4 separate regions of the Mus musculus genome follow, and all the other regions are linked to region 2. Evidence: chromatin loops called from intact Hi-C (ENCODE). Cell type or tissue: heart. All regions are shown on one strand. Links, peaks and the distances in the headings refer to the core of each region. The heading gives the core; the rest is flanking DNA.

Region 1 (7,408 bases), core at 1,655-6,654, 110 kb after region 2:
ACTGACTCAGTGTGTGACCACTGAGGTCTAAGGTCAGAGGCTGACCTGGAGAACTCGGAACTGAGCTCCGGAGGACAAGCCACCTGGCTTCCCTGCAGGACCATGTTAGAGCCAGGGGACGCCTCACCTGCCCCTCCCATTCTGCCTTTCCCATTGTCTTGTTGTCTGACATGTTAGAAGACACACTAACATGGCCCATGTGCTTCCTTCCTTTCCTCAAGGAAGGAAAAGCAAGCAGCTGCTTGTCCCTTTAGCCAGCCCTCTCTCGTCCCCTGTGCCTGTGACGCTGTAGCATGCCATTCCCTGCATTCTGGTGCACTGAGCATGAATTGTGTCTAGCGAGACTGGATGTCTTTCGCTAACAAGTTTTTGTTTATGCTTTTAATATGTCACATTTCTGCACACGACTCTGTTTCTTTTATTGTTTGTTTGTGTAACAGAATCCATTTTCCAATTTAAAAATAACATTTTTAATAAGAGAGTCTTCTTTTTACCAATTAGGTCAGAGTCCTAAAATTTTAAGACCCAAACCCCATGGTTTAGAGCGAACTGATTCACAAACCATAGGTGACTTTGCTACAAGAAGAAAGGGTATGTACCTATGTGGGGCACTGGGATTTTATTTATTTTTATGGTTTTTTTTTTTCTTCAGATAAAAAGAAGGAGAGCTTATGTAGGGCTGCTATTGCCAGCCGTCCCTGTGTGATAGTTATAAGAGAGCACATCTGGAGATGGAGGTGCGCAGCAGGCCTGCGTCCTCACTGCACGGGGATTATCTGATAGTGTGTGCCCTCAGTCAGGCTTGGCTCCCTCCCTCCATCCTCCTTACCTTTCCAGGCAGTAACTCATTGTTTCCCTTCTGCTTCTGGGCTGCTGTGAGCCCAGGTTGTCTCCTGTCTTTGTATATGTATATGTTGTTTTCTGTTGTGAAATAGAATAAGAAATAATTTCAGTGTTTTTACTATGGCATGGCTTAGAAAATGACAGCTAAACTCTTATTCACCTTTTTAAGTTTTTGTTTTGTTTGTTTGTTTGTTTGTTTTTAAAAAGGGAACATGAAGAAAAGTCCCCTTTCTTCAGCCCAGGATGCTGTATGTGTCTGTTTTAAGGATACAGATGGGAAAGCTCTTAACTCAAGATTTCTAACTCTATCTTTACTCTGCTTGAGCTGTGAGCCTATGTGATCTGCAGCTTTGAAACGAGAACTTTGTGCCCCTGTGCTGTTGATAAGATAGTTGATTATGATTACATATTTTTGAACCCAAAGTAAGAAAACCTAGGAGGTTTTGTTTTGTTGTTTTTTATGATTCTTTTGGTTTGGGGTGTAGCAACGATTTTAGTGCTTTCTACACATCATTTTACATATGAAAAACTATACTGAGGCTTCAATAGTGGGGACCATGTCTGACACAGATGAAGATGAGATTCATAAAACAATTCATTAATGCGAGCAGTGCCCAGAGGAGCTTTAAAGGGGCATACTTTACGTTGTCGTTTAATTTATATTTACAGGTAGAGGTTAGACCTTGAGCTGAGTCAAGCAGTATCGTTGTGTTGAAGCCATATATAGTAGGAGCAGTAGTAGAGGTTAGACCTTTCGTTGCTGAGCGTTAGACTCTGTGTAAGACGATGTCTGCCTACCAAGTGTGAATTGCAGCATTGAGGGGGCCTTGTTTATTTTGTGAAGTTCTGTCCACTCACACCGTCCCTCCCTTTCTTTGCAGTCAAGCCGGCACCTTTAGACATAAAACCTCTGTCAGAATGGGAAGAGCTGCAAGCCCCAGTCAGATCTCCCATCACCAGGAGCTTCGCTCGGGAGTAAGTGTTCTACTGAAAACGCACAGTTGGAGTGGCAAGACAATGAAAATTGTTTATTTCAAGAGAGATGGGTTGAAAAAGAATCTAGAGAAAGCCCAAAGTCAAGAGTATCTTCATTTGTCATAATAAAAATGCCCGATATGTAACTGTAAACTAATGACCATTGCAGAAAGAGCATGTTGGAGATTGCTTTTATATGGGTGGGTATGTGGGGTGATTTGACACCTGTTCCGTTAGGTTCATGATGTCACTTTCTCTAGCTCCTCTAGGTTTCCCATGTCCCCTCGGCCTGATTCTGTGCACAGTACGACATCGAGCAGCGACTCTCATGACAGTGAAGAGAACTATGTCCCCATGAATCCAAATCTGTCTGGCGAAGACCCGGTATGTGCAGGCCTCGTGTTCATTTCTCTACCTGAGCTGCCCTTTGAAGCGAGTTCAGCTTAAAGTGTTCTATCTGTACACATTTACCCTCCCGTCTTTCTTCCTATCCTTGAAAAAACAATGAAATAATTTTTAAGTGATGCTTTCTTACGTACTGTCAAAGTCTCAGACCAGCTGGGATCAAACTGTTCTGTTTGTACAGTTGGAAATCAGTGAAAACATGAAGGTTTTCATTACAGCTTTCTGTAGCTTGTAGCAAGTTCCCGAGGCAATCAACTTATAAAGACAGAGAAGGTGTCCGTGACTTGGAGTGTTAGGAGTGTCTGTGATTGCTCAGTGTTGTCACTTTGGGCCAGTGGTGACACATGGTTGTGGCTAGTGGCACAGCAAAGCTATTGGCCTTATGACCTATAGTGAAGTGAGACAAGGAGCTTGCTTGATATGATATGTTCAAAGAAATATGAGGTGATAAATTTTCAAAATTCCACATAAGCAAACTGGCCGACACTGGGGCCAGAGAGCACGTGCTGCTCTTACTGGAGTTCAGCTTCCAGTACACTGCAGATGGTTCACTGCAGCACCTCTACCCAGGGCATCGGGTAACGTCTGCTGTGTGCCAGGTACAGCTGAAAAGTCAACTGTCCCCTCTGCAGCTTCCCGTGCCACCACGACTCTGACCCTCCCAGCCCTGCATTAGATTGTCAAGCAAGCTTCATCAGAGCTCTTCACTCTTGGAACACGGTGTGTTGATGGAATGCCATGGAAGTTCACAGGGCTAACATGCTCTTGGACTTATTAAATCAGTGTAAACAAAATTAATAGTCTTAGAAAAGCTAGGACAGACTCATTACCACATCTGATTTGTGTGTAAAGGTCAAGTCACACGTCCACCAAGTGAACTCTAACTAGATGGCCTAAATTTTAGCCATGGTCCAGCACTTCTGCCATAACTGTCCCTAGGGAATAACAGAAGCATCACTCAGTTTTCTATATGTAAGAATTTTAGAAAACCTAGCACTATTGTTTGTTTTTTTCCTTGATATACAGAATATCTAGAACAGTCTCTGAATCTTAAAAGTTTCTCTAAAAACTGTGTGGAAAACACTGGGTGACAGGCTACTGTAGAGTCTAACAGCTGGGTTTCAGCCCTACTTTAAGATGAAAAAGAAGTCCAGTTCTGCTGATAATTAGACAGAGTTCAGTGAGAAATGCTGACAGATTCTCTTGGGGAACAGCTGGCTGCAGTTGACTGTGCCAGGTCCTAGGGATTTATGCCTTGCTTTTATGACTTTATAATATTGTAAAAATTGTCCCAGCCAGCGCAAGGTAGGGCATGGGTGTGTTTGCAGTTGTCACCTTTAGACACAAAGTGTTACCCTCACCCCAAGCTGAGAGTGAAAGATGGTGTCCTTCAGAGGACAAAAAGATTGTTATTGCACATTTCAGGGTTCCTTTCTCATAACCTAGGAAAGGGGCGAGGGGTGCCAGCCATTTTAACTGGGCATCCAGATGTTCCTGAATTCTTGTGAGCTGCGCCATTGGTCTGAAAGTTCTTGCCAAAGTCTGTTTCTGTTTCTCTACATCAAGCTTGTTTGTTCTTACTTGTTAGTGCTGCCCTCTATCTTCCTGGTTGTGCTACATGATTCTAGAGAGTTTTATCATATGCTTCTTAGAGGAAGAATGGCATCAGACTAAGAGAAAACAGAAAAGTTACTGGAAGGACCGCAGTCATGATCCACATCCTTTAGTTAATGTACTCCAAATTCATTCTTCTCTAAATACCTAAAAGTTAAATGTGGATCTTTAATTCTTTATTAATTTTTTTAAGATTTATTTATTATTGTATGTAAGTACACTGTAGCTGGTATCAGATTTCATTATGGATGGTTGTGAGCCACCATGTGGTTGCTGGGATTTGAACTCAGGACCTTCAGAAAAACAGTCAGTGCTCTTAACCACTGAGCCATCTCTCCAGACCCTTTATTAAATTTTTAATGCAATATGTTTTGGCCGGGCAGTGGTGGCACACATGTTTGAACCCAAAACTTGGGAGGCAGAGGCAGGTGGATTTCTGAGTTCGAGGCCAGCCTGGTCTACAGAGTGAGTTCCAGGACAGCCAGGGCTACACAGAGAAACCCTGTCTCGAAAAAACCAAAGAAATACATACATACATATATATATATATATATATATATATATATATATATATATATATATATATATGTCATATTCTTTCCCCTCCCCTCCCTTTGAAAGCAAGAAATATGAGGATCCTTCACTATAATAATGTAACTGGGTACATACATATATGGTTTTCTTTTGTTTTGCTTTGTTTTGAGATATGAAGTTGCAGTTGTTAACCTAGGACAGTCCTTTTTCACTGTTCAAGGTTTATTTGGTGTTTTCATTGGCATGACATTTAAGTGGTTGGTTCCATCACCCATATGCAGATCTTACATTTCACATAATATTGCAGTGCACACTACAGACACATATAATACATAAAATATCCTGTAGAATATTTATGCAAAGTTATACATAATGGACGTACACACTGGAGCCAGGTTATGACTAACTGGGAACTCGTTGGCCTAGGCATGCTTGGTGAGGGTGCACAGGGCAGCAATGCAGAAGGCTCGCAGGGTAATCAAAGCCTGCACAGTTGGCAGTGTGTCTCGGAGACAGTGGGACTGTCACACTAACCAGGTTACCACTACACAAGTACCACTTGGCAGCAGGGCAGAGCTGTGGGAACTGAGATGTTTCCCCACACCACCTCAACATCATTGTACTAACCACAGCTCAGATGAGAAGGGTGTGGTCTCCATAGAATCCCTGCTGCAGCCTGGACAGTGAAGTGCGAGGACACTGGGAAGACTTTAGAACTGCAGCTCCTTCTCGATTCCCCAGAGGGTGTCTGCACTCTTCTTCAGGCGGGTCTCTTCCTCAGGAGTCAATGTCACCTTCACAACATCTGAGATTCCATTTTGTCCCAAGATACTTGGGACACTGAGGAAAACGTCATCATTGATTCCATAGAGACCTTTAATCATGGTGGAAATGGGATGCACCCGCCTAAGGTTCTTCGTTATGCTCTTGGCCAAGTCTGCCACAGAGAGGCCAATGGTCCAGGATGTGTAACCTCTCAGCTTGATCGTCGTATATGCACTGTCCACCACCTGCTTTTGAGCCTCCTTCCACTGCTCCTTAAAACAGTCTGTATCAGTGCCCAGTTCTGGGTTCAGAGACTTCAGGGAGACGCCAGCAACGTTCACACCACTCCACACAGGGACACTGGAGTTGCCATGTTCTCCCAGGACCCAGCTGTGACAGCTCAGAGGGTGAACCCCCAGCCTTTCTCCCATCAGGTAACGGAACCGAACTGAACCCAGATGGCAACCACTTCCAATAACTCGACTTTTGAGACAGCCACTGATTTTCCGAGCCACTTAGGTCAAAATATCCAAAGGATTTGAGACAATCAGCAGCGTGCAGTGTGGACTGTACTTGACAATGTTGGGAAGGATGAACTTGAAGATGTTCACGTTTCGCTGGACCAGATTAAGTCAGCTCTCTCCTTCTTGCTGACGGCCCCTGCTGTGATGACCAGCTTGGAGTTTGCAGTCACACAGTTGTCTTTGCTGGAGACCGTTTTTGGTGTTTTAAGGAAGAGGTTGCCACGCTGGAGATCCATCATCTCTCCCTTTAGCTTGTCTTCCATGACATCCGCCAAGTCCTTCATTAAGATACGGATGGCACAAGCCATGCCAACAGCACCAACCCCAACAACTCTAATCTTGTTCTGGGGGACCTGTTCTTCCTTAAGATCCACAGTCAGCTGGTCTTTGAGGGTTGCCATCTTGGACTTTGAATCTTTTGAGACCGCTAGAGCACGATGGGGGGTGATGGGCAAGCAGCAGCGTGGCCTGGGCTCAGCGACAGTGGCTCCAGCACCAGCCTAGGACAGTCTTGAACTTGTAATTCTCCTTCATCATCGGCTTCCGGATATCGGAATTACAAGTGCGCTTTCACACCCAGACCTGCATGGTTTTAAGAATGAGAGCTTTTGCAGCTGTCTGTGACTTGATGTCTAAGACTTTTTTTTATTATTACTCTTTACATAATTCTGAGTGTGTGTGTGTGTGTGTGTGTGTGTGTGTGTGTGTGTGTGTGTGCATCTTGGTTAGGGTTTCTATTGCTCTGAAGAGACACCATGACCACGGCAACTCATATAAAGGAAAACATTCCATTGGGGCTGGTTTATAGTTCAGAGGTTCAATCCATTATCACCTTGGTGGGAAGCATGGCAGCATCCAGGAAGGCCTGGTGCCTGAGAAGGAGCTGAGCATTCTGCTTCTGAGAGGGCAGGCAACAGAAGTGAATGTCTGAGCCGGAGGCAGACTTGAGCTTCTGAGACCTGAAAGAGACCTCAAGTGACACACCCATTCCAACAAGGCCTCACCTCCTAATGGCGCCACTCTCAATGTGCCAATGGGGGGACCATTTTCTTTCAGAGCCTCGCAGTTTGTTTCTGCGAAGGGTTACTTACCTGTGCAAACATGAGTAAAGTTATTTACTTGAGTAAGGGACAGTTACCAGTGGCTACAGCACTCAGGCTGAGTATTAGTTTAACTAAATTTAACTTCAGAGCCCAGGAGTTCAAGACCATTTTTGAACAAGGTAGTGACCCTCCCCATCCCCCAGGGGGAACAAGAGAGGGTGGGAGAAGAGGGCATCTCCTGAGTGTCTGCCCACTGTTCGCTGTTCTGTTTTCAGAATCTCTTTGCCAGCAACAGCCTTGATGGGGGAAGCAGCCCGATGAATAAACCCAAAGGAGACAAACAAGTCGAATACCTGGATTTAGACCTAGATTCTGGGAAGTCCACGCCACCACGGAAGGTAAGTGAGCCCGTGTTCTCTAGATAGGTCAAGCACACTTTGAGGGACCATGTTCTTTGGGGAAAGTTGGGGGCCTGATTATTTAAATTTAGTGACTGTTGTTTCCTAAGTCACAAGCAACAGAATCATGAAGTCTGATAGATTTGTTTCTCCCTTTGTAGAGGTCGGTCAGTTGTGCAGTTTCTACTCGTCATGGTCAGTGCTTTTGCTGTCTTTAGAATGAAGAAAATGTGGCTTGGATGAGTGGGGTAGCCACATCTTTAATCCCAGCACAGGGAAGACAGAATTTATCTGTAAAAAGGAAGAA
Region 2 (7,408 bases), core at 1,301-6,300:
TGTATTCCAGGCCAGCATTGAACCCCATCCCCCACCCATGAACTTCTGATCTTTCTGCATCTATCTCTCAATGCCAGATACCAGGTATGTACTTCTACACTACTACTACTACTACTACTACTGCTGCTACTACACCGCTGCCGATGCCTGTTTTTAATGTGATGCTGGTGATCACACCTAGGGCTTCATGCATGACAGTCAAACAGCCTACTAGCTGAGCTGCATCCCTAACTACACTTTTTCTTTCAAAGGACTCTCTGTGCTGTCTAAACTTTAGATCCCATCGTAGAAGGATCTAAGAGGTAGGAAAGGATCTGAAATCACTCACTGAACATTCTAGAATGCTGTCTGTAACTCATCATTGGGTGGGGAAAACTGCACAGCTAGGTTCTACTGGAATTGGTCTCTTGTGAGGTATGAGCATACTGTCAAAGCCATGGACCACAGCTTAGAGAAGTGAGCATGAAGAATAAAAGGGATGTCTGATGTTCTACAAAAAAGTCAGACATATCCATAGACTGGAAAAGCCATCTAGAAACAAGAGTGATGTCATATGGTGACTCGGAAAATCAGGCAGGAGATGTGCAGTTAAAGTTGGAAGCTGGAGTAACACTACCTTTTCAGAGTTGACTGATGTGATGCTAGGGCCATATGCTTTAAGGAAGAGGTCTAAATTCAGAAAGATTCTCAAATTGGGCTTGGTGGTGCTCCCTAGTGATCCCAGCTCCAATGAGGCAAAGGCTGGAGGATCAAAAGCGCAAGGCCATCCAAGATAAGGCTAGCAGAGGATTCATAAGAACAAGTCTCAAGACAAAACAAAACACCCTCCAAGCAGGCACCTGCGTTCCTCTCTGGCTGCCTCGGGGTTCTCACCCAGGGTTAATGCTGTGCTCACTCTCTTTGTTGCCGAATGTATCCAGTTCTTTTCTAGCTCCTAGCAGCCCCAGCACCTGTGGATCTACATTGTCTGTGGCTTCTCCAAGCTGTATGCTGCACCTATGGGTCCTGAGAGTTCTGTGTGAAGTCTTTAGCTCAAAGGAGTCAATCTCAACCTACTCCCCCTCCCCTCTTGAAGGGTGAATTCTCCAACATATGCCTAAATATTTATATATTTTTCTTCCATAAAATGTATCAACTAAATTATAGACATTTGGAGGTTAATTACCTGTAATATTTTTTTCTTTCCAAGATAGAGGAGGAGAGAACGTGTCTACCCTTCCTCACTATGGTATTCCAGTATCAGACATTCTGTAAACATTTGCTGTGGAATAAAACTCAGCCCATTTATATATAATAGCATTTCCCAGAATGCCAATTATTTACTTATTTATTCATTTATTTTTTTTGGAGAGGTTCTCACACTGCCTCAGCCATCTACATGCTAACATCAGAAGCATGCGCCATCACACTGCAAATCTTATAATGCACATACATAAATATGATTCAATACATGATGTGAAAGTGGTATAATTTAAATATAATATATAATTTTTTATATAATAATGTGTGGTGGTTTGAATATGTATAGTCCCCATAGACTCATGTGTTTGAATGCTTAGTCCATAAGGAGTGGCACTATTAGGAGGCGTGGCCTTGTTGGAGGAAGTATGTGCGTGTTTGGAGCGGGAGGGCTTTGAAATTTCCTATGTTCAAGCTATGCCTGGTGTGTCACTCAGTCTCCTTTTGCTGCTTGTGCAATATGTGGAGGCATATCTCATGGGCTCAAGCATAAATCTTAGGCAATACTTTTAAAAATTATTCATTTTATGTGTATGTGTGTATGTGTGTTTTGCTTACATGTATGCCTGTGATCCATGTGCATGCCTGATACCTATGGAGACTGGAAAAGGATAGCTGACCTTCTGGGACCATAGAGGTTTAAGAGTAAAATCCAGATTCTCTGCAAGAGCAGCCAGTGTTCTTCACCCAGAGCCATTTGCCAGGTCTTAATGCAACACTTTAAATTCATCTTCTTTTTTGGAGATTGGTTCTTATACTCTATCAAGCTTAGGCTGACCTAGAACTCACAATAATCCTCCTGCCTCAGTTTCCCAAGTGCTGGGGTTGCAGGTGTAAGTTTCTAACTGCAGGTGTAGATTTTTGTATATAGAAATGGAATAAGTGAAACTTATTTGGGAAAAAAGCTCTATTTGAAATTCCAAAAGTTAAATAATACAAGATAGATTACACTTTTCCATTTCAAAAGCACTTTATGGCAAAAACAAAGGGCACTGTCTCTTCTTATATGCAAGGGCTTTTGTCTTATTATTAACTTAGCATCTACTTTTCTTTTCTTTCTTTAATTTCTTCACTCCTGCCTCCATGTCTCTCTCTAGTCTTTCTTTCCCTCCCCCTCCCCTACCTACCTTGGCAGGCCTGGGATTACAGGGGTTCTGCCAGGCAGGGCTCCCAGCACCTTTTCCTCTTTACGACCCCCAAGGTTTCAGACTCAGAACACACATTTATTAGGAGAGCCCCAAACTCATGCTTCTCAGAAATGCTTGTTTATCTATTTGTATTTTCACACAAACTCCCTTTTTGAGACAGGGCCTCTTTATGTAGTCCTGGTCGCCTTAGAACTCACTTTGTGGACAAAACTGGCCTTAAACTCACAGAAATCTGCCTGCCTCGGCCTCCCAAGCGCTGGAATTAAAGACATGCATCACCATGCCCAACTCTTTAAAATTTTTGTCTGATTATATTGCCTTCTAAAATTTGTTCCAAGGCTTTGTTTCAAACACACCCGTAAAGAAGAGTCTGTTACAAGACTGTGTCAAACTCAGCCCAGATATAATAACTGTAAAACACACAAAAAGGCAAATAGAATTAGGGTACCCAGAATGATTTCTTTTCCTGTCCAACATCCTAGCGCAGGTTTTAAACAAACACAACGCCAACTGGAAGAAACAGCCCATGAGTGGAAGCAGTGTGAGACTTTATCCTGTCTTAGAGATACACGCAGCTGAACGCTTTGTGGAGGCTAAGCGGTAGCATCACTCGGTAGAACAGCTCCTGGGTCAGGCCCTAGGCACCCAGGAGGTCCCCCACCCCCTTGGTCTCTGGGTGCACAGTGAGGGTCCTAGCGCGCTCCTGGTCCGGGAGACGCAGTCCTTCAGTCTCTCGAGCAGCCAGGACCCGCTTGAGTGAGTTCTCCTCCTGGCTGGGTTATTTTTTCAGACTGTCAAGTAGGGAAATCCTTCCGAAAACTCTGGATCGCGAAGGCACAGCCGAGTACAAACTCCTGACCCTGGGGGTTGTCAAGATGGCAAACTCAGTCGGAGCTGGCGAGAGTGCCCGGCACTCCCGCTCTCACACTGGGGTGGCGCTGCGTTCCCGGAGACCGCCGCCTTCCATAGCGCGCGGGCCCGGGGCGGCGGGGCGGCGAGGACCCCAGCGCGCCTGCTGACTACAGATCCCAGGGTGCCTCTGCCATCTCGCTCCCTCCCAGCGCCGGCCCCGCCTCCCCAGCCCTTGTTGTTTTGGCTGGAAGCGCTCCGGAGGAGTTTCAGAGAAAGTCTGGGCTGAAGCTAGAGGCGACCGATCGTGGGAAGGGGAGGCAGAAAGGCTAGGAGGAGGAGGGCCGGGGCCCAGGCCGCGCCTCCCCGAACCCGCCGCGCGCCCCCGGGGTGGGGGAGGAGCGCAGGGGACAGGACAGAGGGGTCCCTCCCCGAAGCAGAGCCGCCCTGCGCCTCGTCCCTGTGCTGATCCCCGCCCTCATCCGAGGCTGGAGCGCAGACCCACCCTCCCACCGCGGACCCGCGACCTCCCCGACGCCCGGCGACGCCCTGACCCTCGCTGCTGGTCCGCGAACTCCCTAGGCTGATCAGGACCTGCCCCTGTGCCGGCTGCCACCCGGACGCCGCACGCCTTCCCAGGCGCCCTTTTCCGAGCAGAGGGAAAGAGAAGATCGAGCCCCTCTCAGTGTGAATGCGCCAACGGGCGGAGCGGAGCGGAGCGGACACCGCGCGCGGGCATTGTGTGTGCGCGTGCAGCGTGGGGTCCGCAGCGGGGAGCACCCGCGGGAGGTCCCGTTTCCAAGGGGCGGAGCGCAGGGCTTCCAGTTCTGGGCTCCCTGTCCGGACAGAGTCCCAGCGGAGCCCGACCGCTGCCTAGGCGGCGGGACGGCGCGCCTGGCGGCCAGGAGGGCGCACTGAAAGAAGGTCGGCGAGCCCTGGTCCCCGCGGTTCCCGATCGAGTTCCTCTTCAGTCCGCGAATCTGCGGGAGAGGTTCGATCGCCGACACAGGGCGCGGGGAGCCGGGCCGCCCCGTCGGGGGAATCTGAGACGTCCTCTGGGCTGCGTTTGACTGCCGTGCCCGCCGTGCACGGAGCGCGTCCACTGTGTCCACCGACCCCTTTGGTGTCTGGTCCTCGAGTCCTCACGGCGTGCACCATGAGCGGCGGCGAAGTGGTTTGCTCGGGATGGCTCCGCAAGTCGCCCCCGGAGAAGAAGTTGAAGCGTTATGTAAGTACAGGTCAGGTCACCGTCTGCCCCGCTGCAGCAGCCTGCGCGCCCGGTTGGCTCTTCCACGAATCCCGCCCTCCTTTTCCTCGATCCGTCTCTCGGCCGGCGGGCTCCGGACCGGGTGCGGTCCACTCCCACCCTGACGTCCACTCGGCGGCCAAACTTTCTCCCTCCATATTGCAGACTGCCTCCCTTGTAGGCCTCGTTGCCTGTTAGAGAAGCCCAGTTTTCCAGCTCAAAACTGGCTGCATACTTTGGTTGTTGTTATTTCCATTTAGCAAGGGTGGAGTGAAACAGGGAGAAAGAGCCTTCTTTTATTATCTGTATCAGATTCTCATGGAGCTGTTAAATCTCCCCTCCCCGAGAAACCGCGGAGGTAGTAAGTACTCATGGGTTCTCGATTGGGTCCGCGCCCGCTCTCCTTTGCGCCTCCAGGAGGTGGAGGGAAGTGAACTGTGGACGCAAGAAGTGGATAATATAGGCAAACTTCTCAAAATATTCGCTCAAGGGAAAGGGGAAAAAAGTTCTTATGAACCCTGCCGTCTGCTTAGCATTTTCATGGTTTTGCTTTGAGGACACTGGATTTTGGCCTGAGAACCCTGGCGGTTTGATTCGGCAGGAGGGCGCTGGGGGGAGCCTGGTGGCTGGTGTTTGGGCGCCTTAGAAGCGCTGTCAAGCCCCGCAGGAGGGGACAGCTGAAGCCAACAGGGATTTCTTGATGCTGGCGTTTCTTTTCCCGGGCACCAGAACGGCTTAACTGGTATTTGCGTAATTGATTCAAGATGCTGATTGTGAGATGACTGTGTTCACGGTTAGGAAAACTGTATCTTGAAGGAGCCTATAATACTTGAGTGGAACTATATCCTCATCGGGAATCTAGGGTCCTAAGTCTTCCTTCAGATTGGCTAATTTTGCGATGTACCCTGTCAGTAAAGAAATGACACTTTGTACCGGCATTTGAAACAAGTATTTTTAGGGTGAAATGTGTTTCCCAAAAGCAAAACGTGTACCCACTTAATTAGAGTTTACTACCTGTTTTGATGAAACCTGTTTCTGGTGGAGGGGCGTCTACACCAAGAATCATCGGACTACTCGCTTGCTTGTGTGAAACCAGGCAATATTTATTTTCACGGAGCTCACCAGCGAGTTTCGGGCTCACCTTCTGGTATAATTTAATACAGCCAAGTAATTTCATTGAAAGATGTGATTTGACAAATTGTCAGAGGTTCCCCAAAGATGTCTCTCCATCTGTCACAGTTTGCTTGGATTTCTTGGTAAAGATGGCAACTTGATTCCAGAAATTTGAGAGTGGCAGTGACATCTTCAGAATTAGTTCTAAAGAGACGATTGTGGTGAGGCGATGAGGGGTGAGGAGATAGAGGTAAGGCACTATTTAGGAAAGACGGTTTTAGGATTCTTGAGGAAACTAAAGTACAATATATTTGCTGATCATGCAGTCCGGTGCATTCTTTCATTACTTATGGCCTGCCAGACATACTGAGTTCTGTACTAGGCACCAGCCACAAGGTAAGGAGAAAAGCCTTGCAGGGAAGGAAAATGACAACTAATAAGGGACAGATATGGTGGTATTATATGCCCAATACCACCCAGCACTCCAGAGGCAGAAATGGGAGGCTCCGTGGACAAACTGGTCTCCATAGCAGATTCCAGGCTAGCCAGGACCGTGTCTCAAAAATAGAAAACACAAGCACAAAAACCAAATACAGCTGATTATTTATAAAGATATTAATAATAATATGATTATGTTTACTTATATGTATCATTATATGACCACAGCAATGTTCTCCCACAAAAGTCCCAATCATGCCAAACCTGTTAGCTTCTGAATCAGGGAAGAGTGATTGAATTCAGGGGGGTCTGCGAAACGTGAAGCTCAGATTAAGTCTAAGGTCTTTTCAGTCTAGACTTTCTGTGAATTAGCTGAGAACTCAAGGAAGAAGAACCAATCGGATACACAGTGCTCCAACCTTTGCTCCTAAGTAGTTTTTAAAGTTTGGGGAACAACAAAGTCTTAAAGTAAATGCAGAGAAAGTCAGCCAGAATGCAAAGTGGCTTTTATCTGCATGTCTACATTGAGTGGTGGTGTTTTTATAAATGCCTTCAGGAGAAAACTCAGTCCCTAAATTGTGTTTCAGTAAGCAGGAGGTGGGGGAAGCCAAGGGTTTTCTTGCTTGGTAGAAAACTAGTGGTTTGTGTGTGTGTGTGTGTGTGTGTGTGTGTGTGTGTGTGTGTGTGTGTGTGTTTGTGTGTGGGTATGCACATAGGCATGTATGCACATGTGCGTTTGTGGTGGCCAGAGGTCAGCCTCAGGCATGTCATTCCAGTGGAGCTACCCACCTTGCTTTGCTCAAAGGGTCTCACTGGGATCTGGGGCTTATGGATTAGAGTCGGCTGTGGGCTGGTTAGTGAGATCAGGCATCCTCCTGTCTCTGCGTCACCAGTGTTGGGGTTATAAACTGCAGCAGCATGCTTGGCTTGTTACAAAGGAGCTGGGGTTGGGCTGAGTTTCTTGGGCTTCTGTGGAAAGCATTTTATCACGTGAGCCATGTCTCCAGCTGACTAGTGTTTCTTTACAGTTTAGTGGAGTAGGTGAGGATGGCCCAGGATGGTAATAGACAGGTGACAGCCAAGAGGATGACTGAGGTCTGCTAAGTGACACTTATTTGTCAGGTTTAGTCCTCAGATTTGACATCCTCGGGATGTTGAACCTTTGACTTGGGCATCCATCCAGTTTGATTTTGTTAAAGGGATGGCTACGTAGGATGGCTATGTGTATTTTTCTATTCTTTTCCTTTTTTCTTTTTTTTCTTTTTGGTGAAAGGAATCCTGCAAAGTAGGCCAAAGAATGATTGATAATTTTTTTTGTTTGTTTTTGTTTTAGTTTTTCGAGACAGGGTTTCTCTGTAAAGCCCTGGCTGTTCTG
Region 3 (7,408 bases), core at 1,364-6,363, 130 kb after region 2:
CCTTGCTTAACTACTAACCTTGCCTCTTCCTTGAATGCTTCCCTGGAGACTTCAGAAACTGATAGATTAAAAAAAAAAAAGCCAAGTGAATAAATCAGGTCTGACTACACAAGTTTGATCCCCAGGACCTAACATGCCCTCCTCCCACCCAAAGTTGTCCTCTGACCACCCACCACAGGTATACTGTGGCATTTATGCAATAAACACACACACACACCCCAAATATGAAAAGATTAGACAAACCACATTTCTAGCTAGCTTTCCTTGCAACAAGGTCACTCACCCTCTTTCCACAAGTTTGATTTGTTTCCAACAGTCTATTCCAGATAGAGCAATCACTGCCAACCAATGTAAGGTGGTGCACAGCTGCAACCAACAGCTGCTTTGGTGACTTCCTGCATCTTAATGAGAGACCAACCAATGGTACAATGGTTCCTCAACCCAGATACCTAATTGTCCCCATGCCTGGCATTTAAGTTGTGACTGTTTTGTCAACTAAATGGCTTATAAATATGCCCTGTAGTGGTTTTTTCCCTTAGATTCTTTTAATGGTATATATTGATGATCTTAATTTTTGAGATTGCACTTCATCAAGGTTTCATTTGGGGGTAATCATTTTGGTCCTCTTATTCCAAAACCCTGAGTTTTTCTATATAAGCATTGTTGCTGGGTTTTTGTTGTTGATGGTGGTGATGGTTGTTGTTGTTGTTGTTGTTGTTGTTATTGTTGTTGTTTTGAAATGTGGTCTTACTGTGTAGCCCTTATTGGCCAGCAACTTATTACATAGACCAGACTATTCATGATCTCAGGGAGATCTGCTTGCCTCTGCCTCCCGAGTGCTGGGATTAAAAGTGTCCATTTCCACACCTGTTAACATCATTATGGTCTTGCCCTTCACAAGTATACCTATAGCCCACTGAACACTGATACACATTCCTTCTTTCATTCCTGTCCACCAGCATTTATTGACAGAAGCCACACTGCCTAAGAACCCACACAGCTGGGGTTCTGTTCTGATGCTTGCTGAGTGTGCTTTTCTTAGGAGGACATTTCATTATCACAGTGCTGCACTACAAATTCGAAATCTCGTAAAGACTTCTTCCACACTGTTTTCTCAATACTGTTTTGCCCTATGGTGCTTATATGAGTGTTTATGATCAAGAGATCAACTGAAGCTGGTCAGGATAGTGCACACCTTAATCCCAACACCCAGGAGGCAGAGGAAGGTAGATCTCTGTGAGACTGAGGCCAACCTGGTTTACATAGTGAGTTCCAAGACAGCCAGGACTATGTAGAAAGCTTCGTTCTTAGAAAATAAAAAACAAAAAAAATGAGAAAGAAAAGCAGCAGACAACAAAGGACATGAAGAAAATCATTTATGGAAATTAATATGGAAGTGTCTCAAAATCTAGAATACAAAACTGCTGTGTGAGCTGCAGATACCCAAAGGACTCAATCTTGTACCTCAGAGAGACCTGCTCACCTACACTCATTGCTTCTCTAGTCACAATTAGCAAAGGAATGGAAGCTACTGAGATGCCCTCAACAGACAAATGGATAATAAAAATGTGGTATGTACACACAACAGAATTTTTATTCAGCTGTAAGAAAAAATACATTCACAGGAAAATATATCTGGAAAGTATTGTATAATAGAAGCCCAAACTCAGTGCATATGTATGTATGTACTTATGTATGTACATATATATGTATGCATATTGCACTTTTGTATGCGTATATGTATGTGTGTATGTATATGTATGTACATATGTATGCACTTACGAATGTGTATATGTGTGCATGTACCTATGTATATGTGTATGTGTGTATGTATGTATATATGTGGGTGTGAGCCTGAGTATAGGGTATGAAACTATAAAGGAGACCAGGGAAGGAGGACAGATATTAAGAAATGGAGGGCCGGGGCCTAGCAAACACAGAAGTGGATGCTCACAGTTAGCTATTGGATGTATCACAGGGCTCCCAATGGAGGAGCTAGAGAAAGTACCCAAGGAGCTAAAGAGATCTGCAACCCTATAAGTGGAACAACATTATGAACTAACCAGTACCCCGGAGCTCTTGACTCTAGCTGCATATGTATCAAAAGATGGCCTAATGCCGGGCGTGGTGGCGCACGCCTTTAATCCCAGCACTCAGGAGGCAGAGGCAGGCGGATTTCTGAGTTTGAGGCCAGCCTGGTCTACAAAGTGAGTTCTAGGACAGCCAGGGCTATACAGAGAAACCCTGTCTCGAAAAACCAAAAAAACAAAAAAAAACAAAAAAAACAAACAAAAAAAAAAGATGGCCTAGTCGGCCATCACTGGAAAGAGAGGCCCATTGGACTTGCAAACTTTATATGCCCCAGTACAGGGGAATGCCAGGGCCAAAAAGTGGGGGTGGGTGGGTGGGAGGGTATGGGGGACTTTTGGGATAGCATTGGAAATGTAAATGAGGAAAATACCTAATTAAAAAAAATCTTAAGACAAAATAGAATTGATGGAAAATGGCTTTGTACTTCTCAAAATGGTTCAAAATAAGGCCAACGTTCTCTTTATGTCACTAACTTAAATTCAGCTAATTCTAATATTGAAATTAGATGTGTTTTGTCATTAAGATATCTTAAAGGGGATTTGATTTATAATGGCATCTTTAAAATTTTTATGACCTGTATTGTGCAACAACTTCTTAATATAAATTTGATAGATTATTCCCACAACTTGACAGAAATACGAAAGACAAACATACAAGTAGCTCTAATCTTTGAAATGTACCAATAGACAACATTTACATACTTGAGAAAATAGCATGTTGAGGGAAAAAACACAAAGAAACCATGTTTTTAATTTGAGGCTCAGCTTGAAATGAAAGGAATTTATGCATATGAGTTTCTAGTTAATAATCAGTCTTAGTTACATGTGCTTATGATCCACTGAAATAATTTAATGGAATTATTGTAATTTACTGACTATTTTCTATATTCCAGCAATCAATTGCAATACTTTGAAACTCCTTGTGTATTTTCCAAAGTCTTATAAGTTATATATGAATACTTATGTGTAAAAAACTAGTGAGTAGAAGATGTGGATGTTTCTAATATTTTAGAAAGAATAAATGAGATGAAAGTTATTTTATATATTAAAATCCCAATAGCATATATGTTGGTTGCAATTTGAATTTAGAAAGTCCAGCTCCAAATACCATTGCCTCACCTAAACTGACATGTACATTGTTTTTATGCAAATATATTGGACAGAGAGTTATAATCTTCTCAGTTGGGTTTTCCTAAAATAAAGTATCTGAAAGAAAAAAAAAAAGAAATGGGGGGAGGACAAAGGGACAGGTGCTGCAAAGGTCAAAAGGAGGCTGCTGGACATGGAGGGACAGGAGGAGGAAGGGGTTAAAGAGGAGGGAGAGGGAAGAACAACAGAAGTAACAATTGTTTGAAAACGTTATAATAAAACCTAACACTGCATGCAAACGATAAAAAAGCAAAGCAACCAACCAACCAAAACTCTGCCAATCCAAAACACAACAATGTAAAACAGAACAAGAAAGCTACTAATGTGAAGTGGCAGGCTTCCTGAAAACATCATGATGGCTGCTTTATATTGTGTTCTTCACAGCCCTTTCTTAAAATTCATACATAAGTCTAAAGATGTTCACAAAATGTTGTTCCCTATAAGGTATTTTCACAAGATGTTTTTAATAAATATTACAGTCACAAGTTCCAAACATGAACACAGTTTCTTCTTTCCATATCCAAGTTATGTGTGCTTCCAAGGGAATCTGTGCTGTTGTGGACAAATGCACATGTACTGATGTGACTTCAGTTAGGTTGCTGAAGGAGCTCTCGCCTCTTCCACAGGATTTCATGGCAGCTGGTCTGCCGCTGTGATTGTTAGGGAGCCGCCTGCGCCCTCTTGTGGACAAAACTGAATCTTCAGGACCTCTGACAATGGGAATACACTCTTTACCATGCCTCTTAAGAGGTTCTCTGTTCAACAGGTTCTTTATTAATTAAATTTGCTCTTTGACAACTTCACCTACGCACATAATGCACACTGACCAATCTCTCCTCTCCCTCCCCCATTTCTCTACTATCCCTGTCTACCCCTCCCTCACCCCAGTCTCTTTACTTTACCAGGGATATCTGTCCTTCTGATGGTATGGAACTCTCCAGTGGGGCCTGATAGGCTCTGCAGTGGGTATACACTGAAGACAGCGACTTCATCCTCTCCCAGAATCTTTCAGAACCTAACAGTTTAGCACTAACGGGTGCTAAGCGCAAACCTCTTTCTAACCTGGATCATTGACAGGCCCAGTCTTGTGTAATGCAAGTTTTGATTTTGTGATTGCAAAGGTTGTGTTAAGCATATGGATGGCATTCCACAGCCCTTTGCCCCGCCTTCCAGCTCTTACATATGTCCTACTCCCTCTTCCTAGCAATCGGTGAGCCTTAAAGCACTAGTATGGATGGATGTCTTGTTTATGGCCGAGCCCTCGACCATTGCTTACTCTCTGCATCTTATGCATTCAGTCTGAGCCATTCTCTGCAGAGGCCTGTCTGACTGAAGCTGAAGAGTAGCTTTTCTTTGGAGTATAAATGTACCTATTCTAAAAGCAGTTTGATGCTATGTTGATTTCGTTAAAGAACAATATTAATCTTCTTCCCCTACCTTGGACCCCCCTCCCCCCAGCATGAGTTGTTAACCAGGATTATAGGTTCCCACCCATCTTGATGTCCCCATTGTTGCAATCGAGACCGGTGGCAGCAGAGTCTCCTGTTACGGTTATGATAAGCAACCTAGAAGCCTGACAAAGCCTGCATTGTCCGTGAGCAGGAGGGGCTCTGGGACCTCCCCGACCAACTCCCACAGAGCTGTTCCACCTGTGGGAGTGGAACGTTTCTGAGTGAGTGACCCAAGGCTGAGAGACCAGATCTTTTGGGTTGACTCCATCTTAGAGAACCTGATCTAAGGTTGAACTCAAGCTTAAATAACAGGCTAGTAACTAGCACTAGTTTCCAGGCCATGCCCCCAACAAGACCTGTGTCTAGCATCAGTTTCCAGATCATTCCCCAACAAATCTGCACCCCCAGGTTACAAGCCTGCCCCTGACACTTCACTTCCTAACAACCACAAATCAGAAGGAAAGCAGAAGTTAAGTTTATGGTTTGGCTCCCAGCACCAGCCAATTATGTTAAAGGCCACAATTCCCCCCACCCCGCCCCCATCAGATGTGTACCAGGCTAGATACCCCTTTCTTGCCTCTATAAATATTTGCCTGAAACTAGACTTGGGGTCCTCTCCCATTCTTCTGCGTCAGAGCTGGTGGTGTGGCCCAAGCTCAAGCTTGACTAAAGATACCCTAATGCTATTGTATCTGAATTGGCTCCTTGGTAGTCTTTGGGTTTCCTGGCACGAGCAACAACATCTGTCACCTAGCCGTGAAGGCAGGCAACTCCTTCAACTTCTCGTGTATTTATTTGTTACAGGAGGGGAGGTTTCCACAGAGGCCTTTACACAGACCCTTCATTTGGAACCCCCCACCCCCACTCCCATCTCCTTAAATCTTCCAGTCCTCCTCCATGCTCAAACCTTTTCATTCCAGTGTCCCCCACCCCCGCTGCCACCTGTGTCCTCTCCACTTTCCTTAAAGCAACCCTGGCTCCAAGTCCCCTTCCTAGTTTCCCGACTCCCATGGGCACTCAGAGATAAACAGTTTGCAGAAAGAATATGTGACCTTTGCCCTTGTTGGCCTGGTTAGTTTATATAACTTCATCTGTTTTTTTGTTTGTTTGTTTGTTTGTTTGTTTGTTTTCTTTTTGTGACAGGGTCTCCCTCTGAAGACAAGATGTAAATAAACTCAAAGAGATCCACCTGCCTCTGCCTCCTGATTGCTGGGACTTGCATAGTGAGTCAGTCAGAGGTATTTAGTGTCAAGCTATCTCCCCTTCTTCTCCCATAAGCCAGTGTTAGGACCCATCTTCCCTTCAGTAACTCCTTTTTGGAGGCTTCTGTCCACACTCTGGCCACTCACTCTCTACCCTAGTGACAGTGCCTTTTGCTCCTTTCAGCAAACTTCAGGGTGACACACTCACAGTACACTGTCCTCAGGCCACTCCTGGGAATCCCAGGGACGTCTTCTCCACCTACTGCAGACATCCACTCCCTGGCTTCCGTTCTCAGTTCTGTGAAATCTAACCAATGTGCCAGATGACCAATTACCGTAATTTCTTTCTCTTTAAGTAATATTTTAAATTATCTGACAATGTCATACATATAACAATCCCCCTCAGTTAGTTTCAGGACTCGCTCCAGGTTCCCCTGGAGGTACCTGTGCCACCCTTCCTGCTGCCTAAGGTACTGGAATAGGTTCATTTTCTCTCCCAATTATAGAAAAGGCAGGAGGGAATGTGTTACTAAAAATATTGGGAGTCCCAGGAGTGCCATCAGATGACACCGGAGAACTCAGGCCTCCTTGAAAAGTTTTCATTAAGAAAAGAATTAAAGAGAGACTTGAATGGATATTCAAGGGTAATGCATTCAGTTTAAAAAGTAAACTCCAGGGCAAGGAAGCTGTACAACCTTGAAGCTGTGTGGAGGACAATGGAGAAGATAAGCCTTGGAGGTGCCACTAACAGGCAGCCGCAGGGCAGGGATGGAGCTCCAGGGAGAGCAAGGGAGTCCAGACCCTTAGTCTAGTGGTTTAAAAACAAAGGAAAGAGTATGGGGGAGTTCTGCCCTTCTGAAACTTTATGCACAGACCCAACCACACCTCAAGGAGCTCATCTCTTAGGGACTGCACCAGAGCACAGGAATTCTGGGAAGGAAAAGTGTATTATCTTAAGGTGAACCCTCCTCCCTAGGGTGGTTCCTTAGCCAGGTGCCTGATCTGCAGGCTTAACCCTTGGGCCTCTTTCCACCTAGAGGTAATTTCAATGCTTCCTCCATTGTTTAAAAACAACCCTCTCAAAGTTATTAGAGCTGCTTCCTTGAGCATGTGGCCAGACCTCTGAAAAAAAAGTAACATTGCCCGCCCAGCTGGCCCTCCAGTGGGATGGAGCCTCGGGAGCCCTTTCCTCCACTGGTTTGAGTCTTGGGCAATGTAAACAACGAAGCAATAAAATTGAGAAGGTTTGAATATGAAATAAAGCTTCTATAACAGGTCATATTGTGCTCTGTAGGAAAGGATGGCCTCATCTGAACCAAAATGCTTGGAACCTAGTGATTTAACACGTTTTTAACACGTTGCTGGAGTTGATCTATACAGACTGGGCATTGGGCAAAACTATAAAATTAAATTTAGGTTATAACAGTTGGACCAGTATTAATTGTTAGTGATTTGTATTGTTTTTAATTGTCTGGTGAGGCTTAGGTGGGTGTATGCTCAACTGCAGGTCCTGAGG
Region 4 (7,408 bases), core at 1,493-6,492, 70 kb before region 2:
CCACACCGTCTTCCTCTGATCTCCACCGGCACACCATAGCGTTATGTGCCAACTCTCGTGAGCATGTCCATGTGCCCACACCCCAGTAATGATAAATAAACCTTTAGGAGCATTACTGGGGATTGTCCAGAGATTAGATCTCGTATGTGTGAGTTAATAAAGCACAGAAGAGGATGGATTGGCACCCTGTCCACATATCCCATGGAGATAAATCCATGGGCTCCGTCCTCCTCACAAACAGACAGTTCAGGGGCACTGAGGCACAAGAAGTAAGTGATCTGCCTCTGACAAGTTTGTTGAGATGATATTTCAGATGGAATAAAGGGTCTGGAAAAGGTCAACTCACTGCACCCCAAACATCAGAGTCACCAGAAAGTCTGCCTCTGTCTTCCCCTCCTTTTGGTTTCCTTTGTTTCTTTCTTTCTCTCTTTTTTCCTTCCTTTATTTCTTTCTCTCTCTTTCTGTTTGAAAAGAAATATATTTTCCTACTTTTATCTTTAGCTTTTATAATTTTTCTATTTTAGTTTGTTGTTTATTTGTTTGAGACATGGTCTATTATGTAGCTCTGGCTGGCTGTCCCAGAACTCATTCTATAGACCAGGCTAGCCTTGAACTCATAGAGATCCACCTGCCTCTGCCTCCTGAGGGCTTGGATTAAAGTTGTGTGCCACCACCATGCCTGCTATATTTTTGCTTTTTTTAAAGTTTCATTTGTGTGTGTGTGTGTGCGCACGCGCATGCATGCGAGTAGGTAAGAGGACAACTTGTGAGAGTCGTTCTCTCCTTCCCTTCAAGTACAAAGGGAGGTTCAAACGCAGGTTTCCATGGATGGTAACAAAAACCCTTACTTACCCAACCATCCTGTCTTCTCTCACCTTTTTGTGGGATATTAATTTTACCTCATTGCTTTCACCCATGTGCCTTTATTTTCAGTAGTTAGTAAAAATTCAATATTTCAATTCTTCATTTGTGTGCACATGTGTTGCATGAGTGTGTGCTTGTGTGTCGTGTGTGTGTGTTGTGTGTGTGTGTACATGCGTGCATCCATGAGCATGTGTGTGTGTAAGCCAAAGTAGATATTAGGTACCTTCCCCCATAGTTTTCCACCTTATATTTTGAGACAGGGTCTCTCACTGAAGCCGGAGCTCATGAATTCAGCTACAGTGGCTGGCGAGTGAGCACCAGGGATTACCAGCACACATATCTACATCTGGCTTTTACACTGATGATGGGGATTCAAACATTTTACTAAAAGAACCACATTCCCCACAACCCTCTTTTATAGCCACTCAGAGCACTAATGAGTCCACCACTGGTTTGCTATTGGCAAGTGGCAAATTATATAAACTTTTGCATGGAAGAAATTATCTGAAGAAAAAAAATAACACATCATTTTTCCTACATTTTGCAGTCACGTTTATGCTGAAAATTAGTGAGAAATTCCCCAGAAGAACCTGGTTGGATTTTAATGAAATATTTTATTGATAAGACAACAGAGTCCAAACAGATCTGTTGCGTACTCTCTCATCTCAAGAGTTAATAGCTCCCTTGGTGGAAAATGCAATCACTGAAGTCTACATCATTTTTCTTGGTCATCAGAGAATTCAATAACAGCAAATATAATTAAGGGGGGAGGGAGTGTTCACACCCTTAAAATGATTTACACTGGCAGGGCTCTGATCCAATTAGCAAAGCTGTTACCATCTGAGGTTGCTCATAAGCCAAAAACAAATTGCTAAAACCAAAAACAGGGATTCCCCAAGGCCCCTGGACAGTCTGAGTTGAGAATTCAGTTAACATTTTTTTTCCTTCCTGACTTAAGCACCAGGGATCCTGACCCATGATTATCACACACTGCTTTTTGTTTTCTAATCACCACACGCTATTCAGGACTTTCCGCAGGAAGCAGCCTCTTAGTAACAGGAAGATTTTGTTAGATAAATAAATAAATAAATACTAAAAAGAAGAAGAATCTCTCCTTTCAGGAAAAAGGAAGATGCACCCCAGAGCAGGAAGCTCTCTCACACTGCACTGCCTGTCTGCAGGCAAGGAAAGCAACTTCCCCTAAAGCGGTTCCCTTGTTCCCATAAATTAGCAATTAACCCCTTTTGGTGACCACCAGCCGGACCATTTTAATCTCTTCCTAGTATTTGTCTTTATGACTTATATTACTGTCAGTTATTTAGTCGTTAATCTTTCGCACCAAAGCACTGAGTGTTCTTGTGGGAATCAGAAGCTCTTCCACCCCTCTCCCTCAGTGGCTGCCCCAGCTCCGGTGTGTCGGACTCTTTATGTTTTGGGTTGGTACCGAGGCTCCAACTCAGGGCCTTGATTCTGCCAGGCAAGCCCTCTCCATCACTGAGCTACAATTACCAGACCTAGGAGAGTTCATTGTTAAATAGCATCTTCTCCAGCTTGTCAGGCATTGCAATAGGAGCAGGGGAGACTGGGGTAGGGGAGGGCCAGTGTTCTCCTGTTGCATAGTTGCCTAGGCTAGGTAGGCAGTGCCACTGCACAAGCACAACTCCCCTGCTGTGAGGGCTTGGGATGTGCTACAGCTAAATGAAAATGTACCTTTGTTAGGGGCATCCATCGTGTCTGAGGATGAACGTGAGTAGTGTCTGTTAACCTGTCTTAAGAGTCTTTACAAGACAAGCAAGCATTCCACATATGTACTGAATTAAAAGGGACCTCCCCAAAGGTACCCATAGTGTGCAGGGTGGACAGGAAGGACCTCTCTCCTTGGATTTCCAAAGTCAATGACCTGTGCTTAGGAATCTGTGCTTTTGACATGTTCCTAAGGCTAAATGTTTTTGTTTTGTTTTGTTTTGTTTTGTTTTGTTTTGTTTTGTTTTTATTCTAGCATGTATGTGATGTTCACCATCCAGGCAGGTTCAGAGTACCGGACCAGAGAATTAGAATACACAGCCAGGCCGGGCGGTGGTGGCGCACGCCTTTAATCCCAGCACTTGGGAGGCAGAGGCAGGTGGATTTCTGAGTTCGAGGCCAGCCTGGTCTACAAAGTGAGTTCCAGGACAGCCAGGGCTATACAGAGAAACCCTGTCTCAAAAAACCAAAAAAAAAAAAAAAAAAAAAAGAATACACAGCCAGTGCATAGGGCCTTGCTCCAGCACACACACACACACACACACACACACACACACACACACACACACATACCACTGAATGGCAAATTTAAAAATTACCTAAATGTGGAGAGGAAATGGGATTTAGGCATACTACCAAAGTAAAAACACAAATATCACCTGCCCAACATATGCAGTTACACAAGCTGGTGGCAGTGTGAGCTTACTGTTGCTTCCCAGAGGCTCAGTCTGCAGTTTGGGTAACTTACAGGGGAAGGTACAGTCAGACAAGGTCGAAAAGATCAGACTTATTTTTCTTTTTATGAACCCAAAGAATACTATTCCAGTTGTGCAAAGCTGGTCAAGGGAGAAAATGCTTGAAGCACTCCTCGGCCAGATGATAGCAAGTCAGCTGTCTGGCTGTCTGAACGAAGCACTGTCAACATGGACAGAGCCCTACGTTCAACTCCCCAGCACCACATATATCAGGCTCAGTACATGTTCCAGCAAGCTCCAGGACTGTGTAGGTTGAGGCAGGAGGATCACACATGCTCAAGACCCTGGTTCTCTGAAGGACTAGAACCCATAGGATGAAAATAAATCAGTATATGTTACCATAGTAACAACAGGTGTCTCACCTTAAGAGGCTAAGTGTCCCATAGTTGTTTTGTCCTTGAGGATGGTTCCTCAGCAGTTCGAAGTGGTCCCACAGTAGCTTTCTCATCCCAGAGAGGACAATGACCCACTAGTCTCAGTTCACAAGGCTGGAGCCTCAGCAGTTCTAATCAGGAAGAACCAGGAAGGAATCAGCTGAAGAAGCAACAGAGTAAAATAACTCACTGGCCAGAGGGACACCCAAGCAAACAAAAGGTAATTAATTTTCCTTCTGCAGCACCTTCCTTTAATCTGTGCCACACAGGCTTGGAGTGGGTCTTCCACATCAGTAAAGTCGATCAGGACAATTTCTCAGATAAGGTTCCCATCTTGGTGATTCTAATGTGTGGTCAAGTTAGCATTAAACCCAATCATCACACTGGAAGGGGGAAAAGAGGGAGGGAGAGGGGAGAGGGAGGGAGGGAGGAAGGGAGGAGAGAGGGAGACACTGACTTTATTGGACATGGTGCCTTCTTGCAATCCTAGAATTTGGAAGACAAGGCAGAAGGATACACAGTGAAACTATGTCTTAAACAAAGAGAAGAGGAGGGAAAGGCAGTTAACTTACTAAAGCCAAAAAAAAAAAAAAAATCAGAGGTGGGAAATTGCTTGAGAAGGATTTTAAAGCAGTTATCATAAGAGTATTTCCACTATCAAGAATAAATTCTGGACTGGAGAGATGGCTCAGTGGTTGAGAGCAATGACTGCTCTTCCGAAGGTCCTGAACTCAATTCCCATCAATGACATGGTGGATCACAACCATCTGTAATGGGATCTGATGCCCTCTTCTGGTGTGTCTGAAGAGAGCAATGGTATAGTCATATACATAAAACAAATAAATAAATCTTTGGGGGAAAAAAGCATACATTCTCCTTCAACAAAGAAAAAGTTGAAAATCTCAGTAAAGGAACAGAATGCATTAAGAAATGGAAAATACCGTAACAGAAAGGGGGTGGAGAGTGAAACTTGACAGGGTTGGAGTGGAGCCTTGAGGCTCTGACCCTTAGCACTCAGTGGAAGGATTCACTGCAGAAGCATTTGAAGAGATAAGCTAGGCAAATGACTGGAAGGTACAGGAGGGAGAGACTACTCAGGATGCAGAGTTAGCCCCAAAAGTCCTGACAGGCAACACTGAGCGCATCATCCATCAAAAGCTGGCAGAGGGAGATGCAGATGGTACAAAAGCGCCATCCCTAAAAGACAGTGGGAGAGAGCAAAAGGCATGTGGGGAGCTGCGGAGAGGGCTCACTCGGAGGGAGGGACAGGGGTGCAGGGGACGGGTGAGTGGGTAAGAGCACTTGCTCTTACAGAGAGAGAGAGAGAGAGAGAGAGAGAGAGAGAGAGAGAGAAAGAGAGGTAGTTTGAATAAGGGTAGCCCCCATAAGCTCGTATATTTGAATGCTTGGTTCCCAGTTAGAAGAACGGTTTAGGCCCTGACTTTAATCTTTAGCCCAAGAATAAAGAAATTTTTTTTTAAAAGTATAAACACCAAATTCTGGCAAGAATATAGAGAAACTGGATCACTTACATATTTTGTAAACTTCCAAAATACCATTAACTGCTGTCTTGATTAAAAACTCCAGCTAGCTGAAACAGGAAACCACAATTAGTTTTCTGCTGATCCTGTCAGCTGGACCAGAAGAAATTAAAGTGAAGGCACCCACCCCCACCCTTTTCCTCAACTAAGCTGCCAGCAAGTAGACAAGGCTGCTTAAGTATCCAGGAAATACCTCAAAAGAGGAAGACACCAGCTTTTAAAATGTGCAGAGTTCATCTAGGTCATAGGTCGTGGGGGAGTGGCCAGCAAAAATGGCCACTTCTTCAGTTTGATCTGGACAAACCTCTGGGGGGTGGGGTTGAGGGTGGGTCAAGGAGAGCCTTGAGAAACTGCAATAAGTCATCAAAATGGCAGACCCAAGGGAAGATGACCCAAAACCCCAGCACAGTCTCCCTCACTCAGTTTCGATGTATCAATCCCTACTCTGTCATTTCCCAAGTCTTACAGTAAAAATGTGTGCATACACGTTTGACTCATACACACAGGCCGTCTCATGCACGTCAGCTCTGTGCACGAGCTCCTTCCTGTTTGTAGCAATGGCTCCAGTTAACTTTGATCCTCATCCTTCCTGCCAGTGGCAGGCAGAAGTGCGGGGCACTGCCTCAGAACACCCTGTCCCTGCCCCCATCAGTTCATCTTCTGCTCCTTCCTTGCCCTGATGATGACTGTCTGTGACCCATAGGATCCCAGGAGAACTGGAAGAAACAGAAAGGCTGGGAAGGGCTAGGGGTATAGCTCAGTTGAGAGAATTGCTTTCCTAGCATTCAAGAAGCTGTGGGTTTCATCCACATATACCAGGCATGATGGATGGCACAGAGCCTTGACATCAGTCAGCAGTCAAGAGTTAGATAGACATAGGAGGACCTTCAGCTACACAGCAAGTTAGAGGCCAAACTGAGAAAGGTAAATCTATGAGATCTTGACAGAAACAACAAAGCAATAACAAAAAAAAGGAAAAAAAAAGAAAAAAGGAAGGAAGGAAAGCAAGAGAGAGAGAGAGAGAGAGAGAGAGAGAGAGAGAGAGAGAGAGAGAGAGAGAGAGCCAGGCAGTGGTGGTTCATTCAATTCATGCCTTTAATTCCAGCACTCTGGAGGCAGAGCCAGGTAGATCTCTGAATCTGAGACCAGCCTGGTCTACAGAGAGAATTCCAGGATAGCCAGGGCTACACAGAGAAACATTGTCTCGAAAAACAAAACAGCAACATAACAAAAAGAAGAAGAAAGGAAAACTGGAGGGGAAGCTGAAAAGAGGCAAGAAAGTTGTGCTTCTTTTTACTGCTGTGCTCAGTATAGAAGTAGGGTGTGTGGGCATGTTTGGGTATGGACTGGTTAAGTTCATCCTGAACTATGATCATGAGTGAGTTCTTCATGCCTTCTTCCTAAGGCAGTGCCCTGAGATCCATCACTTCACCCACTGGTGCTTCTGACCCCATCCCACCTCAAAAGAGAGCTCTTCGTTTATAAAGAAGAAACTCACCCATGTGTGATGATTAGCTAGGGCAAGTGAAAGTACATACAGCAAGTGTCAGCCTAATGGCTACAGAAACAATGTATGGAGCTGAACTCTTGCCTCGGTTTCTCTCACCTACCAATAATAGCTGAAGGTTTGCCATCTTGTCAGCTTGTTGAGTTCACCTTCTTCTCCCAAACCCACCCCGAGTCCATGATGTCAAGCCCTGCTAGGCTTTTCCCTCAGGTTGTGTTAAAAACCCAGAGTGCTTTGCTCACTTCACAGCCTCTTTCTGTGACCCTAACAAGCTGAGATGTCTTTCCAGATATCCCCTTTTCAAGTAACTTCTCTGTCCCTGTCTCTGTAGGGCTGGCGCTAGACAGACAGAGGAAGAGCCTCCTGGTCCATAGTAACAAATGTTCCAGGCATTTTCTCCCGTTTTTTCCTGCCAGCCTTATCCTGTGCCAGCTGCCTCCCTGACAGCTTTCTTGGTTTACTCTATTCTGGTTGAGGAACAATTCTCTGGGAACCTTTCCCTGGTTTCTGACTTTTGAAAACCAAAGCAAAGATGTTCTTATGGTATAGTGGGTAACAAACATGTTCCACCTTTTTTATTGTTTATTTGTCAAAAGCAAACTATTGATTTAATTTGCTTTTGTG

Evidence for each region. Hi-C counts contacts between places; a loop is a spot of excess contacts. Peaks named below come from ENCODE experiments on the same cell type or tissue, not always from the same donor. Only the 100,000 strongest peaks of a DNase experiment are listed, where the experiment ranks them.
Region 1: it touches region 2 in a loop (6-fold over the local background); 14 of 42 quality-filtered maps call a loop at or near these places.
Region 3: a loop joins it to region 2, with 3 times the contacts of the local background. A loop is called at or near these places in 13 of 42 quality-filtered maps.
Region 4: a loop joins it to region 2, with 2.1 times the contacts of the local background. A loop is called at or near these places in 3 of 42 quality-filtered maps.

What each region holds. Positions count from the first base shown.
Region 1 is chr8:80,769,344-80,776,751 of GRCm38, reverse strand. It overlaps Gab1 (growth factor receptor bound protein 2-associated protein 1), which reads left to right. Exons shown (of 10, transcript NM_021356.2): 7 at 1,725-1,818; 8 at 2,079-2,202; 9 at 6,979-7,101. It also overlaps the pseudogene Gm7997. Among named protein-coding and RNA genes, the nearest start is that of Smarca5, 34 kb to the right of the region's middle. In heart, for the core only: a CTCF peak has its summit at 3,822; no DNase peak of the experiment used is centred there.
Region 2 is chr8:80,876,588-80,883,995 of GRCm38, reverse strand. Gab1 (growth factor receptor bound protein 2-associated protein 1) reads left to right here and starts at 3,517. Exons shown (of 10, transcript NM_021356.2): 1 at 3,517-4,464. The coding sequence starts at 4,393. In heart, for the core only: CTCF peaks have their summits at 3,313, 4,136, 4,863 and 5,067; DNase peaks (open chromatin) are centred at 3,545, 4,465 and 5,105; H3K4me3 peaks cover 3,783 bases; H3K27ac peaks cover 2,778 bases.
Region 3 is chr8:80,750,028-80,757,435 of GRCm38, reverse strand. No RefSeq gene overlaps it. Among named protein-coding and RNA genes, the nearest start is that of Smarca5, 14 kb to the right of the region's middle. In heart, for the core only: a CTCF peak has its summit at 3,921 (motif pointing left); a DNase peak (open chromatin) is centred at 3,895; H3K27ac peaks cover 411 bases.
Region 4 is chr8:80,947,016-80,954,423 of GRCm38, reverse strand. Gm31223 (predicted gene, 31223) reads right to left here and starts at 5,468. Exons shown (of 4, transcript NR_168642.1): 1 at 5,269-5,468; 2 at 3,725-3,867. In heart, for the core only: a CTCF peak has its summit at 4,550 (motif pointing left); DNase peaks (open chromatin) are centred at 1,933, 5,523 and 5,823.